Regions from separate parts of the Mus musculus genome. Here all the other regions are linked to region 3. The links are chromatin loops, found by intact Hi-C in ENCODE. Cell type or tissue: heart. All regions are shown on one strand. Region 1 overlaps Ptpre (protein tyrosine phosphatase, receptor type, E). Region 2 overlaps Gm36356 (predicted gene, 36356). Region 3 has its middle 19 kb from the start of Mki67. Region 4 holds the start of Ptpre (protein tyrosine phosphatase, receptor type, E). Region 5 has its middle 4.1 kb from the start of Gm36062. Region 6 overlaps Ptpre (protein tyrosine phosphatase, receptor type, E). Region 7 has its middle 9.4 kb from the start of Gm36356.

Region 1 (4,000 bases), 55 kb after region 3:
AGAGAGGTCCTCATTAGGAGGCTCTGGGAAATGATGAACTCAGCCTTTAAGACTGCCCTTGCCCCTCCAACATGAAACGTTTTGGAATTCAGTGCAGACTCTCTCTCTCTAACCAGGAAGTGTGCTCTGACTAATGAAAGAGAAAATGTAGAGCTATTGGATGTTAGGAGACCCACCCCCACCCCCCAGACAAGACCCTTGAAGGAGCCTTGAGGTTGAGGGAGACCTTCCAAAGGCAAACAGGCCAAGCAAGTGCTATGGCGGAACACGGAAAGTAACAAGCATCCGGGCTTTGAACTTCAGGGCTGCTTTTGAACTCTGTCACCCCGTTTTTAAATGGAAATACAATCTGTGCACGAGCCCCCCCTCTTGAGTCTTGCTGGGAAGACTCCCCTTAAGACCAGGGGAGGGCTTTATTGTGAATGCCTGCAGCTGGGTCAGGTACTCTGGGACAAGAACCCTCCCAGCCTCCCCTTACACCAGGCGCTCCTTTTCATGAAACAGACATCAAACACATGAAACAATTCTTGACTCTTCTGGAACATCAGGCTGATCAGATTCTTACCAGGGTCTGCACCATGTGTGGTCTCTGAAGTCTTAAGCTCTTCACAGCTTGAAACACGTCTAGGAGTCCCTCGGCTTTCACTCGTTCCAAAATGTTACTGAGTGCTATGAATGTACCTGTCCGCCCTGCTCCCGCGCTGTGGAGGGAAGATGCTTAGTGAAGGCAAAGCAAGCAAGACACACACAGGGAGGAGGAGACCTGGGCATTTACTCCCCAACCCCGGGGGAGAACTGAAAGGCACCCATGTCTGCCTGCATCTTTGTGCGTGGTGCTGTGTATGTTCGTATGCCTGTACATGTACGTGTGTCTGAGTGCATGTAGAGGCCAGAGGTCTATGTATGTTGCCTTTCCTTATTGCTTTGCATTTTCCTTTTTGATAGGCTCTTTCACTGCACCTAGAGCTCACTGTCTTGGCTAGGCTGGTTGGTTACCAGGCCCCCAGGGACTAGTTTGTCTGTGCCTAACTTGCACCAAAGATTACAGACCTGCATTACTGCACCTGGCTTTTTATGTGGATAAAGACGATCATACAGCAAAATACTATGTTGACTGAGCCATCTCCCAACCCCCTTGACTGTAGCTTATAAGATCACTTATATACATAATGCAGCAAGATCCAGCAAGCAGAAAGCTGCTTCCTTTCCTACGGATATTAGAAACGGATGGGGACAACTTAGGTGCTTTGACATAGTGGCTATGAATAGTATGATTCCCTGACTGACCATCAGCTCAGCAGTACCTACAATGCATCAGATATGCAAGCTTTTCTTTTAGGTATAGGGAGAAGAGACCCTGGCCAGTGCCAAAGCCTGGATTTTGGGATATTGACACATCAAGGCTACAGTTGGGGATAGTATAGTAAGATGCTCTCTGCTAGGAATAGTGGATTCTCCTGAAGATGGCACTTGGCTTGATCTCAGCCTCACAGAAGAGGGCTGGGAGAGGCTAAAGGAGACACGAGACCAGCCTTTTCTAGTATCCTCTGGAGGGACACAGCTGTCCTTGGATCTCTCGGAATCTCTACGAATGGTTCTACTCTGAAGTTGAGGACCTATTGTTGTTGTTCATCCCCATGACTGCCACCTGGTGCCCCAGGCTTGCAGAACTCATCTTCTGCTTTGCAGAACAACAAGCCTGCTCAACTTTTTTCTAGTTCATTCTCAGGGACCTCGGGAAAGGCTTCTGGGACTGAAAACCAAGGTGTGAGCGCCACCTACTGGCCAGGCATGGACTACACTAGGTGGGCTATCCACACAGGGAGAGTGTCCATCTCTCTTGTTAAACAGAGGCCCCTTAGACACAAGGGATAGGATAGTGAATAAAAATAAAGGGTGTTCCAAGGTGGGAGTCAAATGTTCAGGAAATGAAACAGCCACAGCTCCGGCAGCTAGTGAGATTCACCCAAGAATAAAAGCATTCTAAACTGCTGCTCGCCAGGGCTTGGCAAGTGTGAACAGGACTGCCGAGGCAGGTAACATCATGTAGGGCAGGACCTGCAGATCCAGGGATGGAGGGAAACTGTACATCTGCCATACATTCACTCTTTCTCCACATGCTTCTTGCCATGAGCCTGGTTGTTGCCGTCTCCAGGGACACCAGGAACGTGTCCACCCTTGAGGCTGACTGGGTACATGAGTGTTGGATCGGGTTTACTTTAGAGATTTCAGACTGGGGTCTGGAAAGAAGGCTCAGTCGGTACAGCACTTGCTGTGCACGCATGAGGACTTGAGTTTCAAGTCCCAGATACTTCTTTTAAAAGCCGGGCATGGTAGTGAGTGCTCGTAATCCCAGGGACAGAACAGTGGAGACCAGGAGGATCCCTGGAGCTCCCTGGCCACCCAGCACAGCTCCATCCACAAAGACAGAACCCAGTGAATGGCTTACACCTGAGGAGTGACACATGAGCCTGACCTCTGACCTTTGTGGGTTACATTTATGTAATCTCATAATCACACACACAGAGATTCCAGGCTAGACCGGTTTTTGTGAGGTCCTTATATTCCATCCTGTGTTTTGGTTGTTCTGCATTGAATGTTTCCAAAGCCAGGAGAGAGGGTGGGCAATGTGGGGAGGGGCAGCCAGCGTCAGAGCTGCCCTTCACAGTGAACACAGCTAAGCCGATGTTTAGGAGCTTTGCCTGGGAGGTTTGTGTGACTTTAACAGGATATTGTCCCCTGTGTCTACTCTGGCTCCTCCTTGAATGTATGTACATTCTGCATCATGGGTAATGAAGTGACTCTTGTGCCCATCTGTGTGTGTGTGTGTGTGTGTGTGTGTGTGTGAAAGGGAAGATGACACGCAGTCTAGGTAAGCAATCCCCCAGAGGCGCTATTGAGCTCTCCCTAGCTGTAGAGTGGGTCTCCAGAAACCTCTGGCCCTCTGTTGCTGTGCCCCCAAGCCAGGGCCCCGTGGGGGAGGGGCGGCTCACCTGCAGTGCACGGTGATGGGGTGGTTGCCCGTCTGCTGCTGCTGCTTCTGCACTGCTGCAATCAGGTCAATCATGCCTTTGCCTTCAGCGGGGATGCCAACCTCAGGCCAGCCATGGAAATGGAATTGTCTCACCATGCGGACCTGCTCTTCCTGGCGGGCCAGGGGCTGCAGATGAAAGACGAGACTCCAAAGACTGCCCACATCCTGCCAGGAATCTGCTTGCCTTGCCCATGGGTCCTTCTGGGTCTTGAAGCCCCTCCTAGACAGTCCAGGGGCCTGGCCAGTGACTCTGCTTCCTTCTGGACCCCCATTCATTCTGGCTCAGCCCTTTTAGGACTCTTGGTGGCTTTATTCACAGCTAAGACTCACGTTGCTTGGGAAGTTAAGCTCTTAGTTCCCATCAGGGGCTATAGGTAAGCCCAGTGGTTCAGGCAATCCACTGCTGGCCCGGAGGGAACAAGTAGCAGCTTCCTGAAATGACTATCTTCAGCTCAGAATTGGTCAAGCTTATGAGCGCTTGTATCTCTTACTGAGCCAGAAGGCACAGATGTTGTGTGGTCAGAGGTCAAGGCCCAGTATGGACCGGGACAGTGAGAGGTTCTGGAAGGGGTCCAGGAGGCCTCTCTACCTTCCTTCAGATCTATTGTTTCTCCACCCCCAGCTAAGATCACTCTCCCCAGTGATTGCAAGAGCCAGGAAATTACCTCTTTGCTATCAATCTCATGCTCCAGCAGGAGGCATATGGCCACAGAAGCCAGAATTCATAGGATGCCTACCGCCAGATGCTCCAGTGGCCTCTCTCTCAGGGTTCCCTGGGACTTGGATGGGTGGTGACAAGTTCAGGGCCCACCTTGGTATATAAGTAAGTACATTCCAAGGGACGCTTCTGCGGGTTCACTAGAGTTTGGGGGATCCCAGTGATGGTACCTGTTTGAAGGTAACCAGAAAGTCTCGTACGCTGATTGCTTCAGACAGGGTGTCGCTCTTTATCTCTATAGTTATATC
Region 2 (4,000 bases), 250 kb after region 3:
CTCCCATTCCTTCCTCTACGTACCCTAAAGATTGTGCTGCTGAACCCCAAGACAAGCAGCTACGTCCATTGACTCCTCTTGAGTGAGCCCCGGGTGTCTTCAGGGCACTTGTTGCAAACGGTCTCCTAAGCATACCAGCCATCACCATCTTCATCAGAAGCAGCTGTGACTATTCATGGCCCTTTGCAAAAGGAGGGGGTGGGGGAATCCCGGGACTGTCATCTGAGATCTCAGTCACCTCCCTACCCTGCCACCTGCTTATAATCCTGCCCAAATCACATGTAACCTCAGGAGATGCTAGAACATATAGAGAGTGGAAAGTTGGCTGAAGAGGGGAGAGACTCCATCTATACAGTCATAGGGAAGTCAGTGTCCAAGCTAGGGTGAGACTTACCAGCAATGCAGCTGCTCTGGGGTCACCTACTGTATTGGCTGGTTTTGTGTGTCAACTTGACACAAGCTGGAGTTGTCACAGAGAAAGGAGCTTCAGTTGTGGGAATGCCTCCATGAGATCCAGCTGAAAGGCATTGTCTCAATTAGCGATCAAGGGTGGGAGGGCCTATTGTGGGTAGTGCCATCCCTGGGCTGGCAGTCTTGGGTTCTATAAGAAAGCAAGCTGAGCAAGCCCAGGGGAAGCAAGCCAGTAAGTAACATCCCTCCATGGCCTCTGCATCAGCTCCTGCTTCCTGACCTGCCTGAGTTCCAATCCTGACTTCCTTTGGTGATGAACAGCAATGCGGAAAGTGTAAGCTTCCACTTGCTTCTTGGTCACATCTTTTGTGCAGGAATAGGAACCCTGACTAAGACACCTACATTCCTTAATTAGACCCTCAACTGTGCTAAATAAGGTCAATGAGTTATTGCCTCACAAGTTGGATTTGGGTGGAGTTGTGCTCTGGTCTGTCATTGGTACCTTGCCTCCCCAAGATTGGCCTATAGGCAAGTCTAAGAGTAAATTTTCTTGGCTTATGTTCATGTGGGAGGGTCTAGCCCACTGTTCGTGGTGCCATCTCTGGACTGATGGTCTTGGGTTGAATAATAAAGCAGGCTGAGCTAGCCACAAGGAACAAGCAAGGGAGCAGCACACTTGGGTGGCTCCTGCTCCTGCTCCTGCTTCCAGGTTCCTGTCTTGCGGTCCTGCCCCCCTTCCCCCTTCATGATAGTCTGTAACTGATGAAATAAAGCCTTTCTTCACCAAGTTGTTTTTCGTCGTGGTGTTTTATCACATAACAGAAAAGCCATCTAGGACAGTACCATATCTGGGGTGTGTGGACATTTGTTCACATTTACCCAGGAAAACTTCACTCAACAGACACCATTGGGAATGCAAAGGTGCTGGTGACTAGCTTTCAATATGAGATTTCTTACTGTCTGATGTTAACCTGGGAACTGCTGGAAGCCTGTCCGTCCTGGTGATAATTGACAGAGCTTTAAGGAACTATTGGCGTCTCTTCCAAGGAGAGAGTTGAGGATTGTCGGTGTCTGTACTCAACCAATGTCCATGGGCCCCAGTTCTTCTGGTTTCAGTTTCCTTATTTGTAAGCTAGACTTCTGTTGTAGGCTAGAGTTCAAAACACAGACCCCCCCGTCCCCCCTCCCCAAACACAGCCACTGTCCATGGTGTTCTCTGGAACCAGCCTTACTCAGCCATGTGTGCATTGCCAATAGTTGTTTCCATGTGCCAGAGAAGCACCTGAGAGATCAGATGTGAGAGATCAGATGGTCCAAGAGTGCCTGGGAGATGCCCGGGAGCACTGCCTCCTGGTGGCCACTTCAGGAACTGAGGAATGGTGAGTGAACCCAGCAATTACCTATGGAAATACAGTGTGCCTGGGCTGTATAGCCTGAGACCTGGAATAATGTTAAACACCCTTGTGATACTATGATTCATCCCGTGTGGCCTGCAGCACACTTGCATAGAGTCCTAGGCAGCCCGTTCTACGCCTCCCACTCCCCCACCCTTATTAACGACTTGAACACAATCTCTGCAGTACCACAACAGACCATCTGATCACCAAGACAGCTGCTCAGATAAGTACCAGCTGGAGAACACACACAGTGGGGATACACTGGATAGAGAGGCTAATGCGATTTCATCTTGCTATTTGAGCAATGTGCAATTTAAAACGCATGACCTGCTCATCCCTGTAATTTTTCCATTCTGTATTTACAGGGCACAAATGAGAAAGGGTATGTGAGCATGTGGAAAGCTAGCCCACCATGGATAAGGTGGGATCGCTGGACTCTCATCTCTTAGACACTGTTCCCATCATGAGTCTGGGTAGCTGCTTCTATTAGAATTGATTTTGAAATGTAGAGACTAGGTGGGTGATTTTCTGTGTGGATTTCACTTTGGGGTTTGCTGCAAACTTGCACATTGATTCTGGCAGATGAGGACACCCCTGGAGAGTCCACAGGGCCTCTCAGAGTTCACATTTCGGCTTGGAACTTGTCCCTCCCAAGAGGCAAAAGTGTGTTTCCAGGAGCTACCAGTAGAGAGCAGCAGAGGCCGTTAAATGCGTTGCTGCAGTTGGCAGAGAGCTCAGGGAGGGAATGGGTCATCCCCTGTTAAGTGGGTGATCTTCTGTGGTTTGGAGGTGCACTTCTCCAAGCAGCTTTGTCCATGAGGTTCCCTAAATTCTCACAGTCACCCTCACATGTGCACACCAGGAATCACCAGGTTAAAGGAGCGCTAATCCCATTCATTTGTGGGTTTTACGTGTATTCGTGCATGCAGGCCCTTCTGTTGATAGTGGCCCCCATAGTCATGTATTTTTTCTTAAATCCTTTTAAAAATCAAAGTCAATATGTTTTCATGGCTCCCAAGTATAGCAATCCCTCTGCCTTATGTATCTCCCATGCAACCCTGGGCTTCCCTCTCATGAAGCCTTCCCTCTAGTGGCCTCCTCGCTGTGTGTATGTACTTGGCATTCTGCCTGCGTGTCCAGGCACACACATCCCCACTGTGCAGACACTAGGAGGTCCTGGGGCCAAAGCCTTTTTACAGAGCACAGTGGACACACTGAAGACATTGCTTCCCACGAAGCCATGTCACCTCAGACTGACACACACTCTTCTAGGTGGCTTAAAGACTCACTTTGATGCAATGGCTCCTGAGTTCTGTGGGCTTGGCTTCACAGCCTTGGGTTGTCCTCGGCTACATTGCCTTGATCAATGCTCTATCAGCATCCGTTGATGGCTCATTCTGCTGATGCTGCCTGTCCTGTAACTTTCTCCCCACCTGAGGAGAAGTGGGGGAGAGGCAGGGTCTATTTCTTCTATTTCAGTGTGGTGTCTTCTGCCAGACACAGCCTCCTTTCAGCTTCACGCAGGGTCTTGGACATCTTCAAAGAGACTGACATCACCCGTCCTGCTGTGATGATGATCTGTAACTGCACGGGAGTACTGAACCAGGTCCTTCATAAGGTCTGCTAACAAAAGGCTTAGAAGGACGAGCCATTCCTCTCTCACTTCAGCTGCACCCCAATCACCGTGACACCCCCTCTTTTTCTGAAGCCACTCCCTCCCTGACCCCTTTACGCTATCTAAGGCAGACTCCAGGCTCTCTTGTCAAACCTCTAATTCCCCTCCTGCAATTGCTTCTTCCTTCCCAAGAGCATGTTGGTCTGACCCTGCTGCTCCAAAGGCCGCAGGAATCGTTGTTGCTGCTATTATGCTGACCTTGTCTGCCAGACTTCCAGCTTCTTAGTCCAGCCTCTCCCTAGTGGCTTGAGTCCCCCCCACCCACTTTTCCAATCCTAACACTACTATTCCTTTTAGGGCTCCTTTTCTCACCCTCCTATCCCGCCTCTACCGCTCTCCCAGGCTTCCTTTCTGTCTGCAGCGATGGTAGCCATCTCCATTCCATTGCCCAACCCACCAGCTGGCCAGCCAACATCCAGCCTTGAAGGCCTGAGATCGCCTCTGCTCTCCCTGGTCAGCTCCCAGAAAGCTGGTCCCCTTGCCAAGGCCTCACCTGTGCCATCTGGATAGAGAAGGG
Region 3 (4,000 bases):
AGTGCACCACACAAGTGGAGTTCATCTGTGCCCTCACTGCTATAGCTCTGAGCACTGGGCACTGCTCCTGTGAGAGGTGAAAAAGAACATGACCCTGGTTCGTGATGGTTTATGGGTACTCTTCGATGGGGCCACACTGCCAACTTGGTCTATGGAGGTTCCAGAGAGCATGTCTGGGGCCAGTGAATTTCAGAAAGACCTGGAGGTCACCTGCTCTCTTGAAAAGCATCTGTATCATGTGGGCCAAGCCTCTCAAGTCCCTGAAAGTGGGATTCCTTCTGTGCAGTGGGAATGGTGCCTGAGACTGCTGAGAAAAGTGATGAGCTAGGGCCCCAGCTCCTGCAGGGCACCATGTAAGTGAGGCTGGGCAGCTGCAGGAAACATTATCTGTCCTGCTGGATGTTCACACTCAGTCCTCAGGTGGCATCTGGATCCCAGATCACCATCTCTGGTCTATTAGGGGCTAGACTCTGCTCAGCTTTTTTGACTCATCTTATGGAGTCTACCCCAGGGTTACTGCCTCTACTACTGTGTGGTGGAGTGTCGTAGTTAGGAGTCAAGACATCTGTAGGAAGCAAGAAGGCAGGCAGCTGGAGAGGGTGGAGGGGAGAGGCCTTCAACAACAAACTAAACACCATAAGGGGAGAAGAAAAAAAGCCTCTTCGACACAGCCTAGCTTCAATATTGGAGGTCTCCATCTGCAGACACATAGTAGATTTATATTCTACTGCCAAAACAGGAGTGTGGTTACGGAAATAGTTTTAGGTTCTCTGGATTTGTACGCTTTCTTCTGTAAAATAAAAGCATAAACAGGCAAGCAATACACCTAGACATTTGGGCTCCAATTAAGAAGGCCCTGTTCTTAGGGTAGCCCCCAAGAGTGATCTCTCCCCGTGATTGCACCTTTGGACCTCTGGAGTATTCAGAGTGACAGGGTACAAAGTGGTTGGGAAGGTTGGGAGGAGCCTGAAACTCTCAGCAGGGTGCCCAGCCTGGAGCAGGTCCTCCTTGTCGACTGACTGTAGCCCTTCTAACTCATTGCTCTTGCTGTTAGTTCCTAAAAACTCAAGCAGTTTCGAAGTTAAAAGAACGTGTCCTGCAGCGATTCTCCTCTAGATGGCAGCAACACTCAGAACCCGCTAAAGCTCGCCTCCCAGGCCGCTGGCTCTGTAAATCCGGAGTGATCCCCTATGCAGGCAGCCTGCCTTTTGGACACTCCAAGTTCTTACTCCTCTTTAGCACGCTGCCTCCCACAGTAGACGCCGAGCATCTCAAACACTGAGTGGCTAATTACGCAGATAGGCCATGCTTCCAAATTGATCTTATTTTGCAGGCTGGTATTTTCTCATGCTATTATTGTTAAGGGGTGGTGGTGGTGTAAGTTGATCAACGCCAGTCATTGCGATATTGAGCTGCAAAGTTTTGAAAGTATTTGTTTCATAATGTGTGAGACAGAATATGGCTCCACTTCATTCACAGTTTTTCAGCCTACGGTGGTTATGTTCTAATAATCCTGTTCCAGCAGCCCTGAGGCTGAGTTTGGTTTTGTTGCAAGGTCCCAAGCAGGGCGAAAGAGCAGACAGGACTCTAAGACTCGCACTTCCCTCTTTGGCACAGGTCTCCCAGTGCATCACTGAACAGTGCAGTGTCTAGGCACTAACGCTAGGTGGAGACCTGAAGCTGCTGGCCTCTGGATGTCGCTTAAGCAGCCCCTAGTCGGCCGACTAGTCTTTAGCACGGGTCCCAGCGCAGGCAGGGCGAGGCTGGGCTCTGCACCTGCGCAGACCTCGGAGCTCCTGTGCCCAAGATTCCGGGTTGCACCTATAGTGTAGTGGCCCTAAGTGGCCGCCAGGTGACGCTGTGGTCCCAGCCATCGAGCTCCCAGGCCTCAGAGGCCACCGCAGTGATCTACCGTCTGTGCAGAGGGTGGAGCCTAAGTAAAGGGAAAACTGATCCTTTGCTCTGCCAGAAGATTCCAGAACGCTGGGTTTTTTTTGTTTGAAAGGCTAGCTATCCACCACTTTTGAGTTTAATACAAATCCTTTTTTTTTAAACACGTTATGTAACGCTGAGTTGATCTGGCTGGGGAACCTGACATCAGGCCTTGTCCTGTATTGAAATTTAAGCTCTACGTGTTAGCAATTCCTCTAAACTACAACAGCTTGCAACTCCACCCTTCAGGTAGTGCTAGCAGGCAAGCAAATAGCAAGACTGCTCCGTGCCTCCCCCTTCTCTTCCCTCACCCTCTCTCTTTCCACCTCCCCATCCCCCACATGTCCCCAGTGACCTCTTTCCCTCTTCCTCTCTCCTCTCTTTCTGTTCTTCACTGTTACCTTCCTTTCTCTGCCTCTATCCACTCTCCAGGTCCCCTTCCCATTCTTAACAATAAACCTTCTTCATATTAGGTCTATTACACGGCTGATCCCTCGGGAAGGACACCTTGGGCAGGCCAGCTAGGGTGCTCCCTCCCGCTGCACTATTACACCTCACCTGCCTCCTTTTATAAACACACCATTGAGGAGGCCAGGAAACAGGAATTACCAGATCTGGAAGGAGTTGAGACTTCATGCCCTCAGGGGTGCGGTGGGGCCTCTCCCTGCCTACCTACTGCCAGCCACGGGGAACCCCTTCCCAGAGAAGTTTAGCTGCTATTGTTTAGTGTTTGTTTGATTGGAGGTTTGGGGTTTTATTGGGGACAATTTTTCTTGTAAGTGGGGTGTGACTACATAGCCCAGGCAGACCTTCAATTTAGGGGCTCATCCTGGATTGCAGGTGCACATCATTACACCGGGTTTCTAATGTTAAGAGATGAAGCACTCCTTTTTAAAGCTTTTTTTTTCCTTCCTCAGAAAACCCAAGGTACACAGGAGACAGTCATGAAATGAACTCCATCCCAATGGCTGTACCTCCCAAGATTCAGTAACCAACATCATTCATGTCCACTCTTGTTTTGTTGAGGAAAGCTCCAGATAACATCTCTCTACTTTCACAAATACTACATAATAGCTAGGCATGATGGAGCAAGCCCAGAATCCCAGCTCTCTGGAGGACAACTCGAGAGGCCTGGAGTTTGAGGCCAGTGTGGGCTACACGGCAAGACTGTCTCAAAATAAGCAAACAGAGAGACTGCAGTGGGCTTCCCTAGGAGACAAAGATTGCTCTTAAATACTAATACCATTGCTGAGCTAACTATACCGCCTCACACGGACAATATTTCCTGGATATCATCATCTATTTCCTCGGTACTCATATTTCTCAAACTGTTTCATGAACATAGAGACGCTATTAGCAGTTGTAGCTTTCCCCAATCGTACCCAAATAAGGACCATGAATTGCGTTGGGTCGATTCAAATATTGTTTGAATTAGGGTTAAGTTTTTCATACAGTGGAAAAAACAGATATGATTTGTGTTAATTCTAATAGTTTTGATAAACAGAGACCTTTTGTATGGTAAACATATCAAGCAAAAATATAAACTGATATCCATCCCTTCTCCCTTAACCAACCTGCCATCAAATGGGCCAGAAGGAAGCAGTGACCCGGTGCCAGCTGCCCTCCCACACACACTTTTATTCTGGAGATGCATATAAGTGGAACCAAATGGGCTTCTCCGTCCTGCCTTTGCTGCTGAGGTCCAGCCAATATTTATCAATATTTCAGTCTTTTTCTGTTGGGAGCCGCGCCCACATTCGCCGTTACAAGATGGCGCTGACAGCTGTGTTCTAAGTGGTAAACAAATAATCTGCGCATGTGCCGAGGGTGGTTCTTCACTCCATGTGCTCTGCCTTCCTCGTGACGTCAACTCGGCCGATGGGCTGCAGCCAATCAGGGAGTGACACGTCCTAGGCGAAGGAAAATTCTCCTTAATAGGGACGGGGTTTCGTTTTCTCTCTCTCTTGCTTCTTACACTCTTGCTCCTGAAGATGTAAGCAATAAAGTTTTGCCGCAGAAGATTCTGGTTTGTTGCGTCTTTCCTGGCCGGTCGTGAGAACGCGTCTAA
Region 4 (4,000 bases), 200 kb after region 3:
TGAAAGCTGAGGGACCTTGGCAGCCACCAGCAACCTACTGTTTCATGCCCCCTTTGGCTTAGTCCCTCAGCTTTGGAAAAACATTCCCACCCCCATTTCCCAGCTCCACTTTAACTAAGCATAGGTTTTTACATTGTAGGAAAATAAATGCATAAACATTGTTGCAAAGGTGTCCAGGCACCTTGGGTCACGAGGCACTTAGGTGCAAGGACATTAGTGACTAGGCAAGAGACACAATCATTTCTAGAACACATGAGCACCCTTTGCTGGTCTTCCTTCAAACTCTCCGACACAGTCAAGGCTCCATTTTCTTCCTGTAGTTGCTGAGGTTCCAACACTTACAGAGTCGTTATAAATCAATATAAACCTACAGGCATCACACTCTAACCTCTCTAGAACAATACTTCATGACTGAAAGGAATTTAGGTCAGATCCAGTCCCTAGTCCTCAGGCTTGGCTCTACCTCATCACCCTGTGGGTCTCCAAGCCTTCCCCAGATGGTCCCAGGAAGCACCAAGATGGGTACCGCTGGCCTTTGGCTTCAGGACCTCCTCAGGTCCCCCTACGGACTGCAATTCGTGGCGTCATACCTGAGCTACCTGCCAGGTTCCACCTTGACCCTGAATCCCCAACTGACGCCTGCCGGGGAAGGCTCCCGGCCCTAGACCGGGCGCCAGCATCCCCGCAGCGCCCCCGCTGCGCCGGGAGTTGGCGCAACTCGAGTCACTTTCTGGAAAAGCTCCAGTCTTAAGCCCTGCGTGCGCAGCCCCCAACACACCGGTTGGAACCCACTCCCGTTTCCACTGCGTTCACACACATCCCCAGGTTGTTGTCCTCTTCCTACAGTCGCCACCCACAGACACACGCCCTCTGTGTAGCTATTCACCGAGAGAGCTGCCTAGGTGGTAGCCAAGTTCGGACCGCGTCTCGAGCAGGTAGCTGGGGTCGCAGGGTCTACAGTCGCTAGCATCCTGTACACTAGGAGGATGGCAAGGACCTGGCTCGGACGCAGCTCCCGTACAACGACCCGTTTCTCCCTGGCAGTGGCCCAGGATATCCCGGTCTGCTCAATGTGCACGGGGAGCACGGCCATCTCCGGACGTACTGCCACCCACCCTCACCGCGCCACTCACCTCCCAGGGACCGGTGCTGTAGCCCCGATCGCTCCGCCGCGGCGACTCCGCATCTCCCGGGCGCCCGCCCGACGCGCTCCGCTCCGGGGCGTCCGCTGTCCCCGCCGGCGCGAGGGAGGGTCGTGGGGACGCGCGTAGGCAGTGAGGTACCTGCGCCGCCGGTGACTTCTCTCGCAGCCCGCAGTCCGTAGCCCGTAGCCTGTAGCCCGCAGCCCGTAGCCCGCAGCCGGCAGCCCTCAGCCCTACAGGAGAGCAGGAAATCTGTCTGGCCCGGTCCGGCCGCCTCCAGCTCTGGGCTAGGGCTCCGGCTCCGGCTCCAGCTCCAGCTCCGCGGCGGGGGCGGGGCCGTGGAGCTGCGAGGGGCGACGGCGACGCCTGGTGCCTGGCTCTGGGAGCGCACCGCGGGCGCTCACCCTCCTGGAGCTTTGGCCTTTACACTGGGAGGATGCAGGAACATGCCCTCTCTCCTGGCACTCTGACTGGACACTCTATCAGGGAGGATCCTAAAAGGTGATGGCACTCAGACGAGCCATAGAGAAAACTCAACGTCCCTTCTATTTAGCCTTAGCTCTGGACACCACAAAGTAGTGTGGCACTTAAGGTTTCGCAACTGGTAAAGCAGGGCTGGGACCCGTGGTAACAGCCCTGCTTCAGAGAAGTCGGCAGAGCTGAGAAATGTTAGACACTCCCTCCCAGAAAAAGAGTGTGCGGGCGCCCCATGGTGGGTGCTGGGGGTATACAATTAGTAAGAAATGTCTGGCAAAATTAAACACACATGGAGCAGAGCGCAGTACAGGGACCAGATCTGCTGCTCTGGGGAATTATTTCATAGTGGTTTAGTTTGGACTATAAACGAAGTCCAGCTTGACACAACCTAGAATTGAGACTCATGGGGAAATCATCTAGATCAGGTTGGGCTTCAGACATGCCCATTGGAGGTTGTTTGGATTGTTAATTGATAAAGGGAATCTCATTCCACTGTGGGCAGCACCATTCCCTAAGACCGGGGTCCTGAACAGTATAAGGGAGAAGGCTAAATGGCATTGGGCACGCAAGGGTGGGTTTAATCCATTTGCTCTTGACTTTGTAGGTGATGTCTGAAGTTTCCTTCTGGACTTCCCTGAAATAGTGAACTGTAGCTTGAAGTTGTGAATCAAAGAAATCCTCTCTTCCAGAGTTTACTCCCCCCCCCCCCGATATTTTTTCTCAGCAACAGAAATAAAACATCCTGACTGGAAGGCAGAAAGCACAACAAAGCCATGGTGTCTATCTTGGTTCTGAACCTGTTTGGTTGGGCCAGGGCATAGCCTCATGGGGATGCTGTTTCTGTGTTGGGGACCTTGCTTGCAGAGCTTATAAATGAAGGAGGGAATAAGTAAATGAATGGCAAGAAAGGCATGCGTGGGATATTACCTCACCCTTCAGTTTACTGCTGTTAGAGCTGCAGAGCCAAGCTGACTTATAAGGTGACAGTTTCAAAGGGCCATCAGTCAACTCCTAAGTTGGCTGGAGCCTGTACTGGACAGAGCTGTAGACTGGAAGCCTGAAGAACTGTGGAACCCTCCAGAATGCTAAGAATGCTCTTCCTTGCCCATGTTCCAGGACCCAAGCTCAGGTCTTCCTTCTCTGCCCCACGCACCTCTGTCTCTGAAGACCTGAATTGGGAAATTGGGTCTTCTTCCTTTCCTGCCTCACTCACCCCTGCTTCCGGGGGCTTCTCCAGAGCTGTAACACCTTTCACGTGCACATCATTCAGAAGCATTCGGCCTTCCAGACACCAACCAGCAAGCTCAGTTCTTCAGGCACCTCCTGCCAGTCTAGCCCCAGCTCTTGCTCTTGCTTTCTGGGCCTTGACTCTGCCTCTGTGCATCTTGAATAAAGTTCCTTCTCTTCCTCGCTGTGCTTGCCTCTCCTCTGACAGCACTGTCCTCTGATCTCAGACATCCCTCACCCCCAAGTAAACCTGACTGCAGTGATGCTGTGCCCAACTTCCCCAGTGACTCCTGAGCCCTTGCTTATCTAATGCAGCCATGGATCCTTTTTCTCAGTGCTCTAGAAAAGCTACTTCCTGCCTTGGTCCCGCCCCCTTTGCTACCTTCCTATCAATTGTCATCCCAGTGCCCTCAAACCCCTCTTCTCTCTTGTAGCCCTCTTCACCGACATTTCTGACTGAATCAGGTGGTTTTGTTGTGGTGGTTATTTTAAGACAGGGTGTCTTAGCTAGGGTTTCCATTGCTGTGAACAGACACCATGACCAAGGCAACTCTTATAAGGAGCAATATTCAATTGGAACCTGTAATTTAATTACAGGTTCAGAGGTTCAATCCATTGTCAGCAAGGCAAGAAGCCTGGCAGTGTCCAGGCAGGCATGGCTCTGGAGAAGGAGCTGAGAGTTCTACATCTTGTTCTGAAGGCAGATGGGAAAAGACTGGCAAAGCCCACTATCTTAGTTAAGGTTTTGCTGCTATGAATAGATATCATGACCAAGGCAGTTCTTATAAGGATGACATTTAATTGTGGCTGGCTTACAGGTTCAGAGGTTCAGTCCAGTATCATCAAGGTGGGAGCATGGCAGTATCCAGGCAGGCATGGGGCTGGAGGAGCTGAGAGTTCCACCTCTTGTTCTGAAGGCAGCTAGGAGAAGTCTGGCTTCCTGGCAGCTAGGACGAGGGTCTTAAAATCCATGCCTACAGTGACAAACTTCCTCCAACAAGGCCACTCCTATTTCAACAAGGACACACTTCCTAATAGTGTCACTCCCTGTGAACCAAGCATTCAAAGACATGAGTCTATAGGAGTCAAACCTATTCAAATCTCTACAGTGGGTCTCACTATGTGGCTTTGGCTGTCCCGGATCTCACTATGTA
Region 5 (4,000 bases), 330 kb after region 3:
TGTCCACTATGAGGTGAACAGTCTTTGCCTCCCTCCACTTCTACCACCATGCAGTATGACATTATGCCTGAGCTTGTGGAGCCAAAGATGGGTTGAAGCCCCTGAAACTCTGAACCAAGACAAGTCTTTCCCTTTCTAAGTTGTTCTCTTAGGTTTTGAGATACAAAAGTAATATGTTTAGTTAAACACTTGGCTGTTCATACATGTTAAACTCTAATCCAAATATGCTATCTACCTACCTATCTATCTATCTATCTATCTATCCATCCATCCATCCTTCTTTCTATCTATCTATCTATCTATCTATCTATCTATCTATCTATCTATCTATCTTTTATCTATCACTAGGGACTGAACTCAGGACCTTTCATGTGCTAGGCAGGCACTCTGGCCTGACCACATACATTCTTGATATAAAACTGAAGAATGATTTTGCCTTGGTCTGCTTTTTTCTCAATGTCCTTTTACTAGGGAAACATTGGCCAGGATTTAAGTATAGATCATTTAACTAATTTCAAGACTTGTTTTTCTTTTGTGTATTCTAACTTTTATTCTAAAAAAAAGTTCCAAACATAAGATTAAAACTCAAAAATACTAATTATTTTTGGCTTTATTCTGTAGCAATCAGTGCCCATCAAAAACAAAACAAACAAAATGACCTTGTCCTACATAGTCCCAACCTTGCCATCACGGCTAGCAAGTTAACAGCAATCCCTTAATGTTATACAAAGCAGCAAATATTTAAAATTCTCAGATTATCCCTAAATTAATTTTTGACCTTTATGTTTCCAGATCAGAATGCAGTGTGTGCATGGTTTTGTGTACACTGCTCTGGATTTTGACCCGTGCCTTAAGTTCTAGAACAGTCCCTGCCTCCCACTCCCGGCATTTTATATAAATTTATATAAATTCTGGGGTAAGTGCTGTACACTGAGTGTGGAGAGAGGCCCACATATGAGCCTATCGGGTGCTTCTTCTCCTTGTAACACTTCATATATTGCTGAGTCTCCAGCATCCCACAAATGCTGGAAGACAGGACTGACAAAGCTGGCCTGAGAGGTAGCAGGAAAGCTGCTAATGTTTGCCACACAGAAAAGCACAGGCTGCAGTGTAAGAGGCTGGGAACCTAGTGTAAAGAGGCTCGTTTCAAAGTGGCCACGGCCGTGGCCCACTTTATAAACCATAAGGGGTATGTTTCAGCCTGCTTTGGGATTGGTTGCTATGTATCAACTTTTCTTAAATTAAGGAAAACTGTTGGTTGATTTTCTGTAATTAAATTTTACTAATTTACACTGACAAGGACATGACGCTTGCATTTCATATTTCAGTTGTGGTGAGAAACCAGTGTTTTGGGGAAAATTAGAATCATGTAGGTTCAATTAAGGAGTCACAGTCAGTGGGTCTTTGGTGTACCTAAGCTGTGGTCTTTTCATCTTTCCGACCAGCTCTGAAGTTCTGATTGAATCAAGGTTAAATGGTTTCCTGTCAGTCATTCTGCTGTGGAGTGACGAGAAGCGGTGAGGCTGGACCACTGTCCCTGACGTGGAGCTTGGTCGTGGACTTGAAGGGGTGATGGCAGCTGGGCTCCAAGATGGCACGTGGGCTTGTACAATTTCAGTCCACTCAAGTGTATCTGGGTTGGGTTAACTACTGCCTATGTGATCTGGGATGAGTTAACTCAGCCTCTCAGTTTCTTCCACTTTAGGCAAGAGGAGTCAGCCCCCAGCCCCCAGCCCTCAGCCTCATCCCCAGGACCAATGAAGCAATTTGTGTGAATTTGATTGCTGGAGCTGGACAGGGGGGCAGTGTTCTAATGCAATTAAGCATGAGTTTTCAAAGGTCACAACAAACGAGAAACCAAGTCCTAGTACTGGAAAGAGAGAGGCTGTCTTCCTTACCCTCCAGAGTAAGTCCAAGGGGACCTCTTTCCTCCAGGGAGATGCCTGCCTGTCATTATGTGGTTGTGGCGCCATCTAGTGGTAGATGACAGTCTGCTTAGAGAGGAGAAGCGACGATTGGTGTTAACTTCATGCCTTCCTTATTAAAGGTGTATGCAGAATGCATAGACATCGATAAAGATAACTTTGAATGAAATTTATTTTAAAGATACAGCCTTTCTTCTCTGGACTTAGTTAATAAAAAGTAAAGAATCCCCACAAAACAAGCTTGTTTACTAAGAAGTCTTCTTTGGTATTTTTTTCTTAAAACTTGAATATTAATTTTTGTGACATGTGTGTGATATTTTTAACACACACACACACACACACACACACACACACACACACACGCTGGTATCACAGCTGTGTGTCACCATCCCCAGACAATAAGGGTTTTCTGTAGCACTGGGAATGAAACCCCAGACCTTTCACACTCCAGGCAAATGCCCTGCCACTGAGCTACACCTCAGCCCTTGAGCCTTCTGGAGTTTTAGTTTTCAATCAATAACATTTACCTCACCTCGAGTCACATGCATCCGAAGCATAAAGAAGTTCTGGGGGTCTTCTGCAACATATTCTGAGCTTCACAAGGATATGAAAGGTTTTCTTTTGTGAAAGACACTTCTTTGAGAAGTGTGTAAATATTACTCAATCTAGCTTTTAAAAAGTAAAACACTTTACAGATTTGTTTTTATGTGTCTGTGTGGGCTATGGACACACGTACAGGAGCTCGAGAAAGCCAGAGGCATCAGGTCTCCTGGAGCTGTAGGTCCAGGTAGCTATGAGCTGCTGGATCGTGGTGCTGAGAACCAAACCGTAGTCCTCTGCATGAGAAATAAGTGCTCCTAAACACTCAGCCATCTCCACCATCCAAACGAAAAGATAAACTCAACTTTGCCCATCTCACCAGAAGTCTGCTGGAAACTCTACCTTGGTCTGCTTGCGGTTTTCCCTACAGACACTGGTGTGGTCAGTCATGTGGATCAGAGCTGGGCACCTCTTAAAAATAGGTTCCAAGTGTTGTGCCAGGGGTTGTCCAACTACTCACCGCTACGTTTGTCATGGTAGGGTCATTCTGTGCCTTCTTATTCTTCTGGCTTAAGAACCTTCAGAAGAAGCTGGGGTCCCATAAAGGCTTTGGGTTGCAGAGGTCTCATACCAGGCTGGAGGCAGCGAGAGAGCTCTTGTTTCTGAGGGATGCTCTAGCTAGACATGGCAACTGGGTTCCAATTCAAGAGAGCAGAGGGGGTGTGGGAGCAGGCGACTGCAGCAGCTCCTGTCGTGTTGACTGGTAAGAGTGGATGTCTTCTTGCATGGGTGGCAGCCTGCTCTGCCCTGGGAAACAGGAGCAGCATGCTGCAAGGGTCCTGGGCGTGCTGGCTCTAGCAGAGGTGTGGAGCTTTAGCAATGCCTAATACCTCCATCATCCCCTGCATCCAGCTCTTACTATAATTTCATAAGTTAATGTCTGTCAAACACCCCTTCTTGTGACCCCTGAAGCAGTCTGTCTTCCTAATGGGACACCAACTGATGTGCTCAGAAATCCAGTAGGTGTGAGTGAGCTCTGGGTTAGCTCACTGATGCTGTCTCGATGGTCCTCAAGGCTAGACCCTAAACCATCACTAAGGACAGGAGAGCAGGACACACATTTTTTTCCCCACGTGCTTGGAACTTTTGAACACCTGTTGTGGTTGTTTCAGTGAGGTTTCCCACAGTCACTTCTTTAACTGGAGACCACAGGACTCAGTCAATCTCTAAGCTATGAACACCTCCCCTCCCCCCACTTTAAGTTGCCACACCAGTCACTGGTGAGTGGTCAATTCACAAGTCCCATGCCTGTGAACTCAGGAGGTGATTTCCAGGAGAAAGGAGATCTCTTCCCTGCCCCCACCCCAGCTCTCTTTAGTCGGGTTCCCTTACTCCTGACTGCATACAGCTTAGGGGCCTTTTCTCTCTTCAAGGCATGACTCTGTTATAGTCTAACAAGTTTTGGTGCATCCATGTGTGGATTGGGCTTAGCTCATTCTTGGGATAACCTCATGGCCACACAGAACAGTTTTCAC
Region 6 (4,000 bases), 100 kb after region 3:
CCGTGAAAATTCCTCCCGATTCTCCTATCTAGCCCATGCCGGCCTCTCGAGGAACCCATGCCCGTTCTAAAGCCCCCACGCCCAGACCAGGGCACTCTTATTTCTAGTATTAAAATCCCACCAATTCACCACCTTCCTGCCTGGTGCACAGTGCACAGAGGGACCATGTGCTCCCTACAGCCTTCTTACTCCTGAGGTGACCACAACCCAGAGAGACCACAACTTATTTGGCCCAAGACACACATCTAGAAAATGGAAGAGGGAGGGGCACATTCTAGTCCAATCCAAGTCAGTTTGTGGTAGCTTCACTCATTCATTCATTCATTCATGCATTCATAAATTCACTCACTCATTCATATGAGGTCACTCAACTATTTAATGGCACCGAGTGTGGTTGCTCCACCCCCTTTACAATTCAGGTTACTGAGCAAGGCACATCAGATCACATGGTAGATAAACAATAGAAACTCCTTAGAGTTTTAGGATTTCCAAACCCTAAATCTGTCAGCAGGTTCAGTGTCTAGAGAGAATCTATTTCCTGGCTCTTAGATGGCTCTGCCTCCTAATTTTGAATTCTGTCAAACTCCTTTCTGGATCTGGCTCATAATGCTGCTCTAACAGAGAATCCATGGATTGTGTGTGTACCCAGTTGTAGACCATTTGCCAAATATGTGCAAGATCCCAGGTTTATTCTCCATCATCATAAAAAAAAGCAAGACCAAAGAAATACAAACAGAATTCTCCCTCCATTTCTAGATGATCACGAGTCCTCTACCAGATATCCTCCCTATTATTTGTACAAATTGAATTCTGCAGGACAGCTCTGCACTCATGGTCATAGTGATTAGGATTTCGGGGAGGACGTCCTCTTGCCTCCCTGGGCCCCAGGCCATTGTAAGGCTGCATAGTCGGAGAAAAAGAATTCTTGAGAATGAGATTGGGGGTGGGGTGGTGAGAGAGTGTGTTAGTTCCAGGGTTACATTTCATTTTATTGACGTTCTGTTGGCAAACTACAATCAGCACCATATAATTATAGAAAATTATAACAGCAGCACAGCAGAGAACCCAAAAGCTACCCCTTGGGAATATTAATAAGTAGACACTCTACTCTTTAGTAGAAAATGCACACCAATTTCATAAAATGGCTGGCTTTCACACTGGGAAGCATCACGGAGCTCATGCATTTTTAAAGAAATGCTGATTTTAGTGTGACCAGGAGATGGTAATAGGGATTGTTCTTTATTTGCCCAGGATGTGTTTATTCATTGGTTCAACAGGTGTTTTCCATACCATGGAAGGAGTCTAGTTTACCTGGCAAGGCTAGACAAACATGCTCACTTTAAATGTTTCTATTCTAACTGGGACAGGTGGGGGCGCTCTCTGATAGATGACTTCAGTGAGTATGAGGTATTCCTGCCCCACCCCCTTGCACCACCTAAATAGACTGGGTGCTGGAGAAGCCATGGTGATTACGTTTGCATCCTCAGCTTCAAGGCACTCCTGGGTGCATGAAATACTGCTCTTCCAAGTCTGTCATGTCGGAGGCATGCCCGCATGGCTCCCGAGCTGAGCCGAGAGTCAGATGGTCAACAGATGGCTTGCCTGGAGAAAGCCTTCCTAAGGTCAGGGGCCCTCACCAGTCCTACCTTGGGGGACAGAACGATGTCCTTGATGTTCTATTTGCTGTTGAGCCAGGATGAACAGCAATATGGAATGCTATTACTATTCATCACAGGGTGATACTGTTCTGGATCTCGCAAGCCAAGGGCAGGCAGAAGTTATGTTATTGCCTTGTGAGGCAGGTGTTGAACTCCAGAGAGGTTTGATGTACAAGCAGCCTTGAGCATCTTAGTGTCTTAAGTCAGCCTGCCAGTACACCGAGGACAGGGAGACAGATGGGTGAGGCAGACACCTGGGCTCAGTACCTGTCACTCTGTAAGTTGCCTGTCTCTCAGACACACTACCTTCCATAATCTGAGGCTCTGTGGTCTGAGACCCCGTGCCAACCTTAGGATGCATGGGAGAACCCAGGTGAGCCCTGTTCATGATCCGCTCTGAGCCAGCAACAGGACAGTCCCCCTGCATATTACACACATGGTCATGGCACATCTCTGTCCCAGTTCTTCTGGGGGCACCCACAGCTGAGAACCTCCTGAAACTGGGTTCCAGCATGAAGACACATGAGTGGGAGAGGGGACTCGGAAAGCTCACTGCCCAGTGGGCCAGACACATGATAGGAAAGTGCTGGCTGTTGGAGAGGAAACTGATGGGTGTCCGAGAAGGTGATTTTACGTGATTAAGGCATTATTGGTTAACATTTTATGGTCTCTGCTCAGCTTAGTACCTGAACTTGAAAGCCTTCTAGATTCGGGATTCAGGAGCTCTTTATGCACTCTCAACACTTGAAGCTAGAGGGCAAATGCTGAAGATGACCAGCAGATGGCGCCACTGGAAAGTGACAGAAATATTGACCCACATCAACCTGCTGCTGCCAGATCAGAGCTCAGCCTTCCTAACTCAGTGTGTCCCCAGAGGTCACCCTCTGACCAGCATTTCAGCAGATTCACTTTATAAATGTGTTTTCTGGCCCATCACTTCCTGAATAACGACCACAGCAATGCTGTGACAAACTTCTCAAATCCTCCATTCACACACTGGTGAAGCGATTAATTAGGAATTAGCCTTCTAAGGCACATCTGAATTCCCCCTAGCAGGCCCCTCACCCCTCATGTTCTCACTTTCAATTCAATTCTACGATCCGTGGGTCCCTCATTTCTCCCTCAGTCAAGAAATTTAACAGTCCAGTGAAAGTCCCTTGGCTGAAAGAGCTGGGAGGAAATTACCCATCAAACGGCATGGCCCATTCAGGACACTGGCTCTCTTCCCACAGCATCGATTCTTCCATACATATTGAAATCAATTATCCTGGAGACTGTAACTCGCAGTGCATACATATACATATACATATACATATACATATACATATACATATACACACACACACACACACACACACACACACACACACACACACACACATATGTATCCGGGAAGCACTAAAGGTGAGGTGGCAGTGGCTCTGGGGAAACCTGCGTTCACCTGCCGGCTGCTTAATGAATCTGCTATTGGCTATTTAACACGCCGACAGCCACGGGGAGAAAAACTGTTGGCAACCTAGCCTCTTCCCAGATGTGGAGATGGTGCCTATTCTTCACTGAGTGGGCAGCCTTGTTATTTCTCAGCCAAGGGAAAGGGCTAGTTCCCAGCCAAGCCTTCTCTGCAGAGCCAGGCACGTGGCGAGAACCTGGATTCCAAGTCCCTTGGCTTTTCCATTTCCCAACTGCAAGAGCAGCTTGGGCAAATGCTGTGAATTGGGGAGCTCGGTCTAGGGGAACACTGATGACATGAATGAGTGAGGCCAGTTGTACTGAGCAAATGCCAGGGGCTAAAGGGGCTGGGGACGTCATGCCACATTGTCAGCCTGCAGGGGACTTCACATCTGGGGACTGACCAGAGGACTTACAGAATGGGTGAATGAATGAATGAAATAATGAATGCCCCCCCTGCCCCTGTACTGTAATGTGCGCTATCAACAGAGTGATCATTTCTTTCTCTTTTTTCATTAGATATTTTCTTCATTTATATTTCAAAAGTCCCCTATACCCTCTCCCCGCCCTGCTCCCCAACCCACCCACTCCTGCTTCCTGGCCCTGGCATTCCTGTACTGGGGCATATCATCTTTGCAGGACCAAGGTCCTCTCTTCCCAATGATGGCCGACTAGGCCATCCTCTGCTACATATGCAGCTAGAGACACAAGCTCTGGGGGGTACTGGTTAGTTCATATTGTTGTTCCCCTTAAGGGTTGCAGACCCCTTCAACTCCTTGGGTACTTTCTCTAGCTCCTCCATTGGGGGCTCTGTGTTCCATCCAATAGATGACTATGAGCATCCACTTCTGTGTTTGCCAGGCACTGGCATAGCCTCACAAGAGACAGCTTTA
Region 7 (4,000 bases), 240 kb after region 3:
AGTGTTCTCAACATTATCTTCCAAGCTCCTACACAACATCCGACAGAGCTCTTAACAACGGATGGATCTTCAAGCCCAAAGTTCCAAAGTCCTTCCACAGTCCTCCCCAAAACATGGTCAGGTTGTCACAGGAATACCCCACTCTGCTGGTACCAATTTGTCTTAGTCAGGGTTTCTATTCCTGCACAAACATCATGACCAAGAAACAAGTTGGGGAGGAAAGGGTTTATTCGGCTTACACTTCCATGCTGCTGTTCATCACCAAGGAAGTCAGGACTGGAACTCAAGCAGGTCAGGAAGCAGGAGCTGATGCAGAGGCCATGGAGGGATGTTCTTTACTGGCTTGCCTCACCTGGCTTGCTCAGCCTGCTCTCTTATAGAACCCAAGACTACCAGCCCAGAGATGGTCCCACCCACAAGGGGCCTTTCCCCCTTGATCACTAATTGAGAAAATGCCTTACAGTCGGATCTCATGGAGGCATTTCCTCAACTGAAGCTCCTTTCTCTGTGATAACTCCAGCTGTGTCAAGTTGACACAAAACTAGCCAGTACAGATGGAGATATACAGGGTACTGGTGACTGAACCCAAGGCCTCACACATGCTAGACAAGGGTCCTGCCACTGAGCTACATCCCCAGGCCCCAGAGGATGTAGGAAGATGCTCTTGGGTCTCCCTCTAGTTGGGTCAATTTCTTCTGATGGCAATGGAAGGAAACTTCTAGATAGTCACAGGAACAGATCCCTGAGGTGCACCTGGCCTTGAAACATAAGAGACCTGGAAGCTCTCAGCCAGCTCAGGCTCCTGTAACCAAATGCCACAGACTGTGTTTTAACCAACAGCATTTTATATCTCACTGACTGGGAGGCTGGCGACACCCAAGGTCAAGCTGTTGACCCAAGGTCAAGTGTTTGATGGGGTTCCACTTTCTGGACCATAAATGTGGAGGTTTGAATAAGCATGCTTCCCATAAACTCATGTATTTGAATGCTTGGCCCATTTTGAGTCCTCTCTATTAGGAGGTATGACCTTGTTAGAGTAAGTGTGGCCTTGTTGGAGGAAGTATGTTACCATAGGGGCAGGCTTTGAGGTCTCCTATGCTCAAGTTATACCCACTGTGGTACAGTCTCCTTCTGTTGCCTTTGGACCCAGATGTAGAACTCTCAGCTCCTACTCCAGCACCATGCCTGCCTGCATGCTGCCATGTTCCCACCTTGATGCTAATGAACTGAACCTCTGAAACTATAAGCCAGCCCCAATTAAATGTTTTCCCTTAGAAGAGTTGCCGTGGTCATGGTGTCTTTTCACAATAATAGAACTCCAAGACAATACGTGTGCTTTTCTCTGTGTCCTCGGGTGTGGGAGGAGCCAGTGCTCATTCATATGCCCACCCTCTTCATGAGGAGTGTACCCTGTACCTCTTTCCCACTCCAGGTCCCACTGTCATTTTGAGTGGGGCTTGCAACATTCCAATTTCAAGGGCTGAAGATACCCATCCAGCAGCAAGGGCACCATCTGTTGACCATAGCAGTCTCTCAGAGACTCCATCCCAGTTCCAGAAGCATCTCTGTTGGGAGGACAGACAGATGGAAAACAGACAGGCAGCCAGACCTAGTGTCAGGCTGGACCCTGGCTGAGGCCCGGATGGCAGGTCCCTGGAAATGTGAGGGGGGTGCATATCAGAAAGACATGACTTGTGGGAGATCATAATGGTGTTCTCCCACGCCCTGATGCTGACCATCACTGTAAGTGGCCCTAGGGGCCCACAGGTCTAGGCAGCTGAGCAGCTGACACACTGCATTTCAAGGGCCCCTCTAATCACTGTTATGTATGAGAGCCCTCTAGTGGACTTCTGTCACTGTGCCGCAAGGACTGTCAGGGCTGGACACTGAGGCTAGGCAGCCTTGGCCTTTCCAGGAGAGCAGGGAGGCTGACTGGGCTCTAGGGATTGGGTATGGCAAGGTCAGATGTCAGCTCCTCCCTGGCTAAAGCATTATCACTGTCTCTGAAGGGCTCATTACGTGGTAGGTAAGTGCTTTGTTAGCAAAACACTCATATCTTAAAACAATGTGTGGGCATATGGAAAATAAAGATACGCTAACCACCTGCATCCCCACCACTCAGAATTTGAAGTATTGAAGTCCATGTTCTTTATCATTAATTATAGAGCTGTAAATTAAAACCCCTGGGGAATATAACTTCACTCCAGCTTAAATGATTAAGAACTGAACAGCCAGGTAGGAGAAAAGACTCAACAGTGAAGAGCACTGACTGCTCTTCCAGAGGTCCTGAGTTCAATTCCCAGCAACCACATGGTGGCTCACAAGTATCTTGGGATCCAATGACCTCTTCTGGTGTATCTCAAGACAGTGACAGTGTACTCATATGAATAAAATAAACAAATCTTTTTTTTTAAAAAGAATTCAACAGCCATATAAACCAGGTGTGGAGCCAGACTCATGAAATTCCATCCCTGGGAGAGGAGAACTAGGGAGTTGAAGGTCTACATGACAATTTCAAGCCCAACCTGAGGTACACGAGCTTCAGTCTCAAAAACCCAGTAAATAAACTTATGATGTGAGAACCAGGAGCCGAGCCACATAGCCATAGTTCTCTCAGTTGGGGTGGAGGGGTCTCTCAGTTCTCATAGTTCTCTCAGTAGAGAGGCTGAGGATGGAGAGTGACTTGAGTCCAGGAAGAGCATTCTGGGCAACATAGCAAAACTTTGTCTTAAAAAAAAAAAAGACTCACAAAAAGAATTATGAAAAAGAGAAAAGAAAACCACTGAGCTCCTACAGTCACTTGATTTTTGACAAAGGAGCTAAAACCATCCAGTGGGAAAAAGACAGCATTTTCAACAAATGGTGCTGGCTCAACTGGCGGTTATCATGTAGAAGAATGCACATTGATCCATTCTTATCTCCTTGTACAAAGCTCAAGTCTAAGTGGATCAAGGACCTTGATAAAAAAAAAAAACAGACACACTGAATCTAATAGAAGAGAAAGTGGGGGAAAGCCTCGAACACATGGGCACAGGGGGAAAGTTCCTGAACAGAACATCAATGGCTTATGCTCTAGGATCAAGAAGTGACAAATGGGACCTCATACAATTACAAAGCTTCTGTAAGGCAAAGGACACTGCCAAGAGAACAAAACAGCAACCAACAGATTGGGAAAAGAACTTTACCATTCTACATCCCATAGAGGGCTCAAATTCAATATATACGAAGAACTCAAGAAGGTAGACTCCAGAGAACCAAATAACCCTATTAAAAAATGGGAACAGAGCTAAACAGAGAATTCTCAACTGAGGAAACTCGAAGGGCTCAGAAACACCTAAAGTAATGTTCAACATCCTTAGTAATCAGGGAAATGCAAATCTAAACAACCCTGATATTCCACCTCACACCATTCCAAATGGCTAAGATAAAATAACTCAGATGACAGCAGATGCTGGCGAGGATGTGGAGAAAGAGGAACACTCCTCCATTGCTGGTGGGATTGCAAGCTGTTACAACCACTTTTGAAATCTATCTGGCAGTTCCTCAGAAAATTGGGCATAGTACTACCTGAGGACCCAGCTATACCACTCCTGGGCATATACCCAGGAGATGCTCCAACATGTAACAAGGACACATGCTCCACTATGTTCATAGCAGCCATAATTATAATGGTCAGAAGCTGGAAGCAACCCAGATGCTCCTCAACAGAGGAATGGATACAGGAAATATGATACATTTACACAATGGAGTACTAATCAGCCATTAAAAACAATGAATTCATGAAATTCGCAGGCAAATGGATGGAACTTGAGAATATCATCCTGAGTGAGGTGACTCAGTCACAAAGGAACAAACATGGTATGTACTCACTGATAAGTAGATATTAACCCAAAAGTTTGGAATACCCAAGGTTCAATTCACAGACCATATGAAGCCCAAGAAGAAGGAAGACCAAAAGGTGGATGCTTCAGTGCTTTTTAGAAGGGTAAACAAAATACTC

Evidence for each region. A loop is a pair of places that touch in the nucleus more often than their neighbours do. Peaks named below come from ENCODE experiments on the same cell type or tissue, not always from the same donor. Only the 100,000 strongest peaks of a DNase experiment are listed, where the experiment ranks them.
Region 1: it touches region 3 in a loop (4-fold over the local background); 26 of 42 quality-filtered maps call a loop at or near these places.
Region 2: it touches region 3 in a loop (2.7-fold over the local background); 10 of 42 quality-filtered maps call a loop at or near these places.
Region 4: a loop joins it to region 3, with 6 times the contacts of the local background. A loop is called at or near these places in 12 of 42 quality-filtered maps.
Region 5: a loop joins it to region 3, with 5 times the contacts of the local background. A loop is called at or near these places in 4 of 42 quality-filtered maps.
Region 6: a loop joins it to region 3, with 4 times the contacts of the local background. A loop is called at or near these places in 2 of 42 quality-filtered maps.
Region 7: a loop joins it to region 3, with 3 times the contacts of the local background. A loop is called at or near these places in 10 of 42 quality-filtered maps.

The regions. Positions count from the first base shown.
Region 1 is chr7:135,678,253-135,682,252 of GRCm38, reverse strand. Ptpre (protein tyrosine phosphatase, receptor type, E) reads right to left here. Exons shown (of 21, transcript NM_011212.3): 18 at 3,923-4,000; 19 at 2,994-3,160; 20 at 566-701. Among named protein-coding and RNA genes, the nearest start is that of 5830432E09Rik, 28 kb to the right of the region's middle. In heart, a CTCF peak has its summit at 1,789 (motif pointing left); no DNase peak of the experiment used is centred here.
Region 2 is chr7:135,486,140-135,490,139 of GRCm38, reverse strand. It overlaps Gm36356 (predicted gene, 36356), which reads right to left. Exons shown (of 8, transcript NR_166608.1): 1 at 3,977-4,000; 2 at 3,098-3,428; 3 at 1,644-1,811; 4 at 395-517; 5 at 1-181. Among named protein-coding and RNA genes, the nearest start is that of Gm36356, 2.2 kb to the right of the region's middle. In heart, CTCF peaks have their summits at 1,768 (motif pointing left) and 2,493 (motif pointing right); no DNase peak of the experiment used is centred here; H3K27me3 peaks cover 1,524 bases.
Region 3 is chr7:135,733,642-135,737,641 of GRCm38, reverse strand. No RefSeq gene overlaps it. Among named protein-coding and RNA genes, the nearest start is that of Mki67, 19 kb to the right of the region's middle. In heart, CTCF peaks have their summits at 1,096 (motif pointing right) and 1,787; DNase peaks (open chromatin) are centred at 1,121 and 1,781; H3K4me3 peaks cover 679 bases; H3K27ac peaks cover 257 bases.
Region 4 is chr7:135,535,250-135,539,249 of GRCm38, reverse strand. Ptpre (protein tyrosine phosphatase, receptor type, E) reads right to left here and starts at 1,426. Exons shown (of 21, transcript NM_011212.3): 1 at 1,134-1,426. In heart, a CTCF peak has its summit at 1,535; DNase peaks (open chromatin) are centred at 919 and 1,499; H3K4me3 peaks cover 1,514 bases; H3K27ac peaks cover 875 bases; H3K27me3 peaks cover 1,482 bases.
Region 5 is chr7:135,401,585-135,405,584 of GRCm38, reverse strand. No RefSeq gene overlaps it. Among named protein-coding and RNA genes, the nearest start is that of Gm36062, 4.1 kb to the right of the region's middle. In heart, a CTCF peak has its summit at 1,975 (motif pointing left); no DNase peak of the experiment used is centred here; H3K27me3 peaks cover 1,472 bases.
Region 6 is chr7:135,630,438-135,634,437 of GRCm38, reverse strand. The region is part of intron 2 of Ptpre (protein tyrosine phosphatase, receptor type, E); the gene reads right to left. Among named protein-coding and RNA genes, the nearest start is that of 5830432E09Rik, 20 kb to the left of the region's middle. In heart, a CTCF peak has its summit at 2,435 (motif pointing right); a DNase peak (open chromatin) is centred at 2,453; H3K27me3 peaks cover 1,681 bases.
Region 7 is chr7:135,493,360-135,497,359 of GRCm38, reverse strand. No RefSeq gene overlaps it. Among named protein-coding and RNA genes, the nearest start is that of Gm36356, 9.4 kb to the right of the region's middle. In heart, a CTCF peak has its summit at 1,853 (motif pointing left); no DNase peak of the experiment used is centred here.